Linked DNA regions of Homo sapiens: region 2 is linked to region 1. Evidence: chromatin contacts called from ENCODE Hi-C or POLR2A ChIA-PET data. All regions are on one chromosome and are shown on one strand. Each heading gives the region's core, a stretch centred on a gene start or an enhancer-like site at or near the end of the contact. The rest is flanking DNA. Distances are from core to core; before and after follow the strand shown. Region 1 holds the start of MSRB3 (methionine sulfoxide reductase B3). Region 2 overlaps LEMD3 (LEM domain containing 3).

Region 1 (4,826 bases), core at 738-3,237:
CTTATCTTAATATAAAAATTTCCAGATATTCATATAGGGCCCTAATAAAAGTCATCAGAAATTAGACTGATATATCAGCTGGGACCGGAATTAAAAGAATATATGTTTAAATGGTCCAAATATAAACTTGATGTTCAAAATTACTGGCAAGGGGCCAGTACAGTGGATTCTGGTCTTCGAAGGCCGTTTCACCACAAGTATTAGGTAAGTCAACACATCACTGAGGAAAAAGAAAGCATACATATGTTTCCTGGCAATAAAATCCACTCTTCACTATCCAGCACAGTATTTTTTAGAAATCCATTGAAAAATGTGAAATTAGAACCTGTTGTATTTCCCAAGAAGTGCTATTAAAGTTACTTCCAAAATATGAATCTATAAAAAACAGGGTTTTTTTGAAAAACAATACTATGCAGAAAGAAACATGAAACTGATATCACTGCTCAAGTTACTATTTACAAATTGCAAATTGAATAAAGTTAAATATTGTAAATATCTGCCATTAATCTGAACTGACAATTTTATAAGTTATATGAACCCTGAAGTTTTTTTATAGACAAAATTGTTTTTGAAAATCGATCTTGCCACCAGCGCTGCAAATGAAAATATGAAGAGATAAACCAGAGAGTACTGAATATAATCTATGCTTCATAGAGTCATGTTTCAACTAATTTATGAGTCCTAGTTTGCCATATCTTATTTGACAATTTAGTCTATTGGTAGAAAAAACAAAAGCAAACTAAAATCTCCTAAGAAATCTCAGCTCTAAGGAATTATAATTTATATTCTTCCATTCCCGATAAAATTAAGAAGCAAGAAGCTTTGACGACTACTCATCACAAACGTAAAAGTCCATGCAATTTCACATTTACCTTTATCCCTACCTTTGTACTTTAAAATAACTGCTTTTTAAAATAATAATCTGATATTAAATTCCCCCCAACAGTTCCCACATGATTCAAGAAGATTATCTTATAAAGTCTTACTGTAACGACTTCATAACTGCCACTTCCGATAGCTATTAGCCCTAAACCAAATAAGGCAGGAACAGCACTTTTCATTCATATAGTTTGACTCGAAATAGCCCAGTGTAAAACTTCAAAAATAGACTTGGATGCCTTTTTCTGCTTAAAAACAAAGCAAAACTGATACCTGGCAAACTCGGGGTTCTGTTCGATTTTGGCCTGTGAAATGCCAGGCGGGCCCGCTGGAGTCTGGCCCAGCAGCGGGGCAGCAGCGCAGGGAGGGCGGGCGGCGGGTGCGCTCCCGGGTGCGCCCCTCCCTGCCGCCTGCCCGCCGCCCCGCACCCCCGTCCTCTCCGAGGCGCGCGGCGAAAAGCGCAGGCCTGGCGGGCCGGTTCCCACGCCTCGGGCCCGTTATCTGAGCGGCAACCCCGGCAGGGTCGACGCACAGAGCAGAGGGCTCCGGGATGGACCCCTCCCCTGCCTCCCGCGGGCTGCCCCGCCAGATCCCTCTCTCCTGGGCCCGCGCGGGGCGAGAGGCTCCCGCGGGTTCAGGTTCGCTCCCGGGACAGGATAAGGTGTCAGTGAGGCTGCCAGACGCCTCCCTTCGGCGGGTGGGGGGAAACCAGCCCTGACCTCCTTCCGTTCGGCCCCTCACCGCTGGCGCGGGGCGCAACCCTTCTGCTCCCCTTCTCGGCTGAGGCAGGGGCTGTCCCCGCAGGTGGCCGAGGGGGCGCAGCAGGCGCAGAATGGAATCCCGGCTCGGGGTCACACCCTAACGTGGCAGGGTCGGGGTGGGAGGGGTGAGGCGAGGAGGAGAGGGGAGGGGAGCCCGAACTTACCGGACTGCGCACTTCCCAGAGCCGCGGCCAGGCAGAGGCAGAGGCAGAGGGAGAGGCAGAGCGAGAGGGGGCGCGGGAGGGTCCGCCGCGGGCTCATGGAAAGGCCAGGCAGCCGCCGCCGGTGTCCGAACCTCGCTCCCTCCCTCCCCGGCTCCGGGCGACGGACGGGGCGGCGGGAGGCATGACGGGAAATTCCTGGGCACGGGCAGCCGAGTCCAAATATGAGCATAGGAGACGAGCGAGGGAGGACCACGGAGCGCGCCGGCCGCGGACGGGGCCCGCTGCCCGGGGCTCGGCGGCCGCCAACTCCCTCCTCCTCTGCCCTGTCCTCTTCCTCCTCCTCCTCCTCCTCTGCACCGTCCTCCTCCTCCTCCTTCTCTGCCCTGCCCTCCTGCTCCTCTCCTCCCCCTCGTCCTCCTCTGCCCCAGGGCTGCCGGCCGCCTTCTGCCTGGGGGCATCCCTTTCCAACTCGGGACCCCAGAACACAGCCAAGCGCCCACCTGGCGTGTTCCACCTGAGACCGCTGAAGGAGTGGGAAACGGACAAACCAACACGAAGAGACCGGACAGCGAGCCAGGGACCTGTGGGAAGACGTGTCAGGGGTTGTTGAGAGCGTTGGTGGTGAGGGGATAAAAAGTTGTGGGAGAGTGAGGCAGGAGCAGGGCTGCCAGTTAGTTACTTGGCCATCCTATACATACAGAACGAGCACTCACTGTAATACGGAGAACCAGCCGCCTGCGTTCCAGGTGAGCGGGCCCTCTCTAGCAGAGGAGGGTGAGTGTGTGTGTGTTCTTGGCCAAAATTGCAAAGGTGCTCGTCCCAAACTTATATTTGAACACCATATATGGAGCCCAGGCAGGCTGGCTGAACAGTAGTTTTTCACAACAAAATGCTTAAGTTTACACCGGTCTTTCTCTCCACCTCCAATCTCTATTCATGTCCACCCCCCAACCCCCTCCACACACTTGTTTTGTATGTACCGTAGCTTGTCTAAAATGAAATGGTGTAATTCATTCAGAAGGTGCCACCTCTGATGAACAAAATGTCAGTCCTAGATGTTTAATTACAGGCCCAAGCCTGTAGTTGCCTAATTTTCCTTGGCACTGATAACTCCTTGGGTAATCAAGTCCAAATGACCCTTAGCTTTTCAAGACAACATAATTATGTCTTAATTACTATAATATATTTTTTCCCTCAAACTAATGGGACAGGACCTGGATATGTAGGGTATTAAGTAGTTACTTACGAACATTTTAAGATGCTAGATGATACAGAAATGATTTATTGATCCAAAATACTTAAGGGGTAAATGTCAAACAGATTTAGAGTGTGGATTATTTCAACGTGAACTAAAGTGATGGTAATTTGTACATCACACTATTTGTTTGAAAATGCTGTATTTGAAAATCAAGAACGTTGTTTCAAATCAAACTCAGTTCTGGCAAACTATTAAAACACATACACCAAAAAACAGTCCATTGCAAGTGGCTCCCCTCAAAACATCTGGTACTGAAAAACACCACATCCTGTGAATTACATATAGCAAATGGGCAAATGTCACCCTTAATGCATTGGCAATTATAATGGGACTAAGGGTAGATGACCCAGATAAAGTAATGGTGAATAAATTGTAATGCAATGAATAAAGGATTTAAATGACACATAACATGACTATTTAATTAGGTACCTAGAACCTAGGTAGTTGGAAATACTGAAGAAGCTCTTCAGTATTCCCTCCGTTTCCTCTTTTTTTATAGCCTTGTGTTACATAAGTGTCTGTTTTTCTACTTCCCCCACAACACTTTGCAAAGTTCTTTGCCCATAGTCCAAATGTTTGTTTAAAAACAAAAATAAAATGGGCACAGCCATTTGTAGAAAGGAATTTAGAAGCTCCCTAAGTGTAAAGCATGTTTCAAAGGATTGCAATAATTATGCCTATATTTAAAATATTTTAGTGAAGAACCTTACATACAAAAATATAGAATTATAAAAAATGCAATATCATTACAACCCAATTCATGTTAGTAAAAATAGAGAGTTCATTGTATCAACATAGCTGACATCACTGTCAGCAATGCCAACCACTATTCTAAAGGCTTGAATAAATATGCTAAGAGTGGCAGAAAAGAACTAAAGTTACTAAGTGCATGATAAGTGCCAGACACTGTGCTAGATGTTTTTTATAACTGATATCTCATTTAATTCTTACAAATATCTCTGAGATTATTTTTATCCCTATTTTACAGCTAAGGAGACTGAGGCATAGGTAAGTAATATGCTACCAGGAAGAAGTGAAGTAGTATTAGAATTAAATCCTCATTCTAAAGTGCATATATACTTTTACCATACTAATCTGTCTTATTTTCTCTACATTAAAAAAAAGTGGCATTCAAAAACTGTATTCATTGGGCGCTTTTGGTTTTAAGTAACTGGTATGCACTCAGGTTACCTCAAGTAACCAAGGTAAAGAATACATGTGGAAATAAGACCAGAGGCTTACCTGGCTTGTCAGATCATCCTTTGTAGGCATGGTGGGCGGGGCCTGTGCCTTTGAAAGCTAGGGGAATGGGAAAGGTACTACCCCCTTGACCACATTCCTATAAGTTTTGTAGTTTAACCATTGATATTTTAATCATGTATTTTACAATGCTTTTTAAATGTCTTCTTTATTATAGCCTTAATAACAATCATGTTACCATATTCCATTCAACATTGATTTTAAGGGTAAAGACCCAGAGGAGGTAGCTGCTTCTGCCTGCTTCCTACACCATCCCTCCCCCAACCCAGTGGTGTGCTGGTAAACATTTAACAACCAGATCTGGATGAAAGGGCTAGGGGCCCTGATCTACAGTATTAACCAATTCACATGGTACAAATACTCCCACCAACCAGATGTCTCTGAAGGCAGGGTTGGGAAGGGATCCACACAACCAGTTTTTGGGGCCGTAGAGCCAGCTCTGGCATACCACAGCTGCAACTCATGAAATGTCTTCAGAACACACAATAATTCAAGTTGTGTAAC
Region 2 (4,517 bases), core at 89-2,588, 69 kb after region 1:
ACTCAGAATAAGAAAGCCTATTGTTTTAGACTAAAATAACCTTAAAATTACTATTTTTTTAAGTTGATAAAACCTATTGTTTAAGACTAAAATAACTTTAAAATTACTTTTTTTTAGTTGATAGTCATTCTCATGCTTTTATCATATAAAACATGACACAAAATTATCAGTATTATGATCGTTTACTTACTTGTATTTTTCCAAATGTTTCACCAAAGGGGTTTTCTACTATCAAGGAAGGAAAAAAAGACAAGTATTAGCATCACTTACGAATTAAAATCCCCCAAACAAACTCTCTGAAATGCCAGCATGTACTTTGCTAAAACTGGATATAAATATGTGAACCAAATGTAAACAAACTGGTGATAATAAAGGTTAGGGAAGTAATTTTTCAGACTTATACTTATCATTCTCACTTTGAATTAGTGGTTTTCCTCACAATCATTGAGATCAGGTGCTCTGGTATCACAGAAGCTGAGTTCAAGTCCCAGCTCCACCTCTACCACTTATTAGTAATGTCTCTTTGAACTAACATCTAATTAGCTACTCTAAATTGTAGTTTCTTCTTTAAAGGAGTATGGATAACAATGATACCTACCTTATACAGTTGTTGTCAGGATTAAATGAGATAAACAAGATAAAATGTTTGACACAGTGTCAAGCACTTAATATGTACTCAATACACACTATCCATTATTATTACTGCTAATGACTATATCATTTGTTTCTACCTTAATTTGATTTCTCTTCATAATATAGACTAAGAAGCAGTTAACTACTGAAAGAAATCTACAAGATGCTTTAAAACTGAATAATTCATTTAGAATTCTGACTTCTAATGATTTTTTAAAAATCCACCTTCCTAATCCTTGCCAACATCTGAAAAAGTGGCAAGAAAAAAAAATACAGATCAAAGTAACTAAGAATTAAGTCTCAGTATTAAGCAATTCCAAATTTACAATAAAATATTACATAATAAGGAAAGGATTTACCACTTTCCATCCAACCCCTATGCCCCTCCTTCATTCACCTCTAAATTAAGATACAAAAATGTTTACGGCTGAATATGTAGCACCTCTCAGGGTTTTTATTCAGAGTCTTCTCCTTATCATTTTGTTTATTTTGATATTACATACGAAAATATTCAAAGCTTTCAGATACCTGTAAACTTTTATATTTTATATAGACTATATATCTATATAATCCAGGCCACAACTAAGACTAACTAAGACTAACTGATCTTACAAAGTAGTTCACACTGACCAGGTTTCCTTTCTGAGATGCTTTTCTATTTTTATTTGAGAAAACAGGAAGTCCCATAGGAACCAGGAACTGCCTGATTCTAAGAAAGTTCATGTGAGACCAGCTTAACAAGGTACAATAAAAGAGCAAGGAAAAAAAAATGTATCCTGTTATCATCATAAGGGATTTTGCTAATGGATTTTTAAACGACATTTCTCTATACATCAAAAGGGTTTTAATGTTGGGAAAGAAAATGTTTTGAAAGATATTACAGAAAATCAAAAGTACTCAAAAGGGGAATAGGGAGAAGAAATAATATAGCTTCAAGATTAAATAAAATGTTAAGGATCAGAACACATGGACTAAAAAGATACCCTTTTTAATAATATTAATTTTTCAATATAAACATTGAACAGCTATATTTAGCTCAACGTACTACCAAAAAAATGCCTTGTCATTTGGCCAAACAAATGACAATAAATTAGCCAAACAATACAAAGTGTAAAAGGTGTTTTATTTGCTCTTTATAAGAACAATTCTTAAAAATATAAGTGTGCAGTTCCAAAAACAAGTTTTAATGTCTATGAAAAAAAGCTATGCTAGTATTGCTTTTTTGATTATACACAAAATTACTTTTTGTCAAGACTATCAAATGGAAAATCAGCTCTGTGAGTAGCTCCATAAAAGCATAACTGTAAATTATCAATGTTCACCACACTGCTCTACTGTGGGCTTCTCAAGACAGGGAGCGTGTGTTATACACATGTGCATGCCCAGAACCAAGCATAGTACTAGATATATAGTTAGTGCTTGAAAAATGCTTGTTGTGCTATCTCGGCACTCTTCTTTATTTCACTTTGTGTGTTAACACTGAAGCAAAAGTGTTCAATTTTGCAGGATGCTGGAGGAGGGTATGTTCTGAGCTACTAAAAAGGGAGAGGGATAGGGTAACAGAGAAAGCTGAAGAGGGGGAAAACAATTTTGCTGAAAATATTGCTCTACCCCTAGTATCCTTCTAGATTTCTGCCTCTTGCCTTGTAGTCTAAAATACCTGGAGTATAACATACCTAAAAAAGCCAAGAGTATACTTTCTGCCCAACAAAACTTCGTTAAAATTTTTTTCCCCAAATGCTCATGATAATTGCCACCTATTAAATGAACAGAGACCTATTAACAACAGCAGAAGTAAAACATATCCTTGGGGTTAAGTTTTTACAAGAAAACACCAACCAAAAACAGCAACTCTAACAAATTAAAAGCCCTCAAAGTTTTCAAAGTATCTTTATACATTTTTTCTTTCCCCAAATCATTTCAGTATTTCTAAAAACACACCAATATCTTCTATCACATCCAAATTACCTAGTCTTTAATGGAAACAACATATACTGTTACCCCTAGTGAAAATATATAACACCCTCTCCCAATTAGGTAACCGAAGAGAAGAAACCTTGTTTCAAAAGCATCCCACAGCAAAAATTTGCCACTTCATTCTTTATTCAGTCACTAGAAAACTAGGGAGGGACCTGAGAGTGAATTACAGCTCTTATCCCTTATCCTAGAGCAATGATAATACCAAGACGGTACTTCAAAATTTACTCTTCCATCCCCTAAAGGCAGAGCCTTGCAGCCATTTTTGATCTGTTGTCCTCCTTTAACCCTACACTCCCAACAGCCTCTCACTATTGCTTTTTTGGACATTTCTTCTTCAATACTTTAGTTCAGATTATTTCAAGCCTCAAATATACCAAGCTTTTCTTTGTAAAGGTCCTTAATATTTTGACTTCTTTTCCCTTTAAACTATTCTACTAACTGTAAAAATCAAATTCCTTAAATGTTTCATTAGAATCCTCAAAATTTTCCAATGGTTCCTAATCACACCTTGTTGCAAGGAACAAATTATCTTGTGATAATTTCTTATAAGACACACAATGCTTCTCCTCCAAATCCCTCCCTTCCTCTACCCCCACCAATTCCAAAAATGTTACTAGTTTTACTGATCTTTTCTCAAATGTAAACTGTTTTCCATTCTCTTACACAGAAATAAAGTTTATCATGTTATGAATTCTCAGATAAAAAGGAAAAACTTGCAAACACATCTATACGTTTATAAACTTCAAAGTATATGCTTTGCTAGTTTAAGAGTCCTAAGCATTTGGAGAATAAAGGATATGCTATTTATGAGTCAGGAAAACAGGCAATAGTATATTCAGGATGCTTTCCTACGCTTTCTTTGGATCAACACAGCCAGCTTCAGTCTAATATGACAATTTTTTGTTCTGTATACATGGAACCACTGTCAATTACAGCACACAAAAATATTCTCTCAGAAGACTGAGCACTTGCTCTTTCTGGTCTTCTTTAGGCCTGAATGTTTTTCTTCTCCAATTTGCCTTGAAGGTTCAGTTCGCAGCTATGCTACCACCATGAAGGATGCCTAATCACTGCAGTTTATCGTGACCTCCTTCTCAGAATCCCCCTTCTCAGAATCTCAGTAATGTACTACCTTTTATCATGATTTCAATATTTGGTGTTCTACTCCTCACCCCCACCCCCAACAAGACTGCAATATCGCCACATATCTCAATGCCTTTGCAGATACTGTGTACTATGCACATGCTGAACAAATAGAAACTTGAGGGCATACTATGGTCTCCTAGAATAGCAGCTTCATCAATGCCAGAAAAAGTACTATAGTCTTGATTACTACAACCCTCTCCGTTGAATAAAAAGGAAATTATGTTTACTGAGTTCCTAATACGCGCCAGGAATAATGCTGCTGCCATGTACTCAAGAGGTACCTCATTTCATCCTCATAACACTACCGTTTAGAGTGGTATTAGCCCTATTTTTGCAGACAGAAATATTGAGACATGTTGAGGTTAAGTTGCTTCCTTGAGGTAAACAATTTAGTAAGTTGGGATTAAAAAATATGAGATTCAAACCTATTTATGTCTGACTCCAAAGCATACATAACTCTCATCATAGAAATAACTACAGAAAATAAAATATTGGTTTTATATAAAGAAAGCATGCTCTAAAACTTTCCAATTTTGAATCATTAATTTGGTTATTATATAATGCATCAAAAATGACAAAAATGGGGATATGGAGGGAAAACACTGCTGTTGGAAAATACATTATTTTCTCTTAGATGAGGAAAAAAATTCTCTTCAAAACAAATTCTCCAATTGTAGTCTAGGGAAGTATTTTCCGTGATACATAAAAATATAAAGTATCCCGTGATTTCCATGGACATGATTATTCACTCTCCCCTT

The links. Hi-C counts contacts between places; a loop is a spot of excess contacts on that map. ChIA-PET counts read pairs that join two places held with the same protein, here RNA polymerase II (POLR2A). Pooled maps may share reads with other maps.
Region 2: a loop to region 1 is called in a pooled map, with 2.9 times the contacts of the local background. The contact joins the enhancer-like site here to the promoter of MSRB3 in region 1. A Hi-C loop is called at or near these places in 1 of 168 maps with a recorded cell type or tissue (heart right ventricle) and 2 of 50 pooled maps. POLR2A ChIA-PET finds 5 or more read pairs at or near these places in 2 of 52 experiments (T-cell and WTC11).

What each region holds. Positions count from the first base shown.
Region 1 is chr12:65,275,844-65,280,669 of GRCh38, reverse strand. It overlaps MSRB3 (methionine sulfoxide reductase B3), which reads right to left and starts at 1,987. Exons shown (of 7, transcript NM_001031679.3): 1 at 1,805-1,987. RefSeq lists silencers at 1,238-1,547, 1,648-1,777.
Region 2 is chr12:65,206,637-65,211,153 of GRCh38, reverse strand. LEMD3 (LEM domain containing 3) reads right to left here. Exons shown (of 13, transcript NM_014319.5): 2 at 191-228. Among named protein-coding and RNA genes, the nearest start is that of LEMD3, 39 kb to the right of the region's middle. Within about 2 kb of position 1,338, at least 2 of the 41 ENCODE cell types and tissues checked have a DNase peak (open chromatin) inside an H3K27ac peak, as active enhancers do.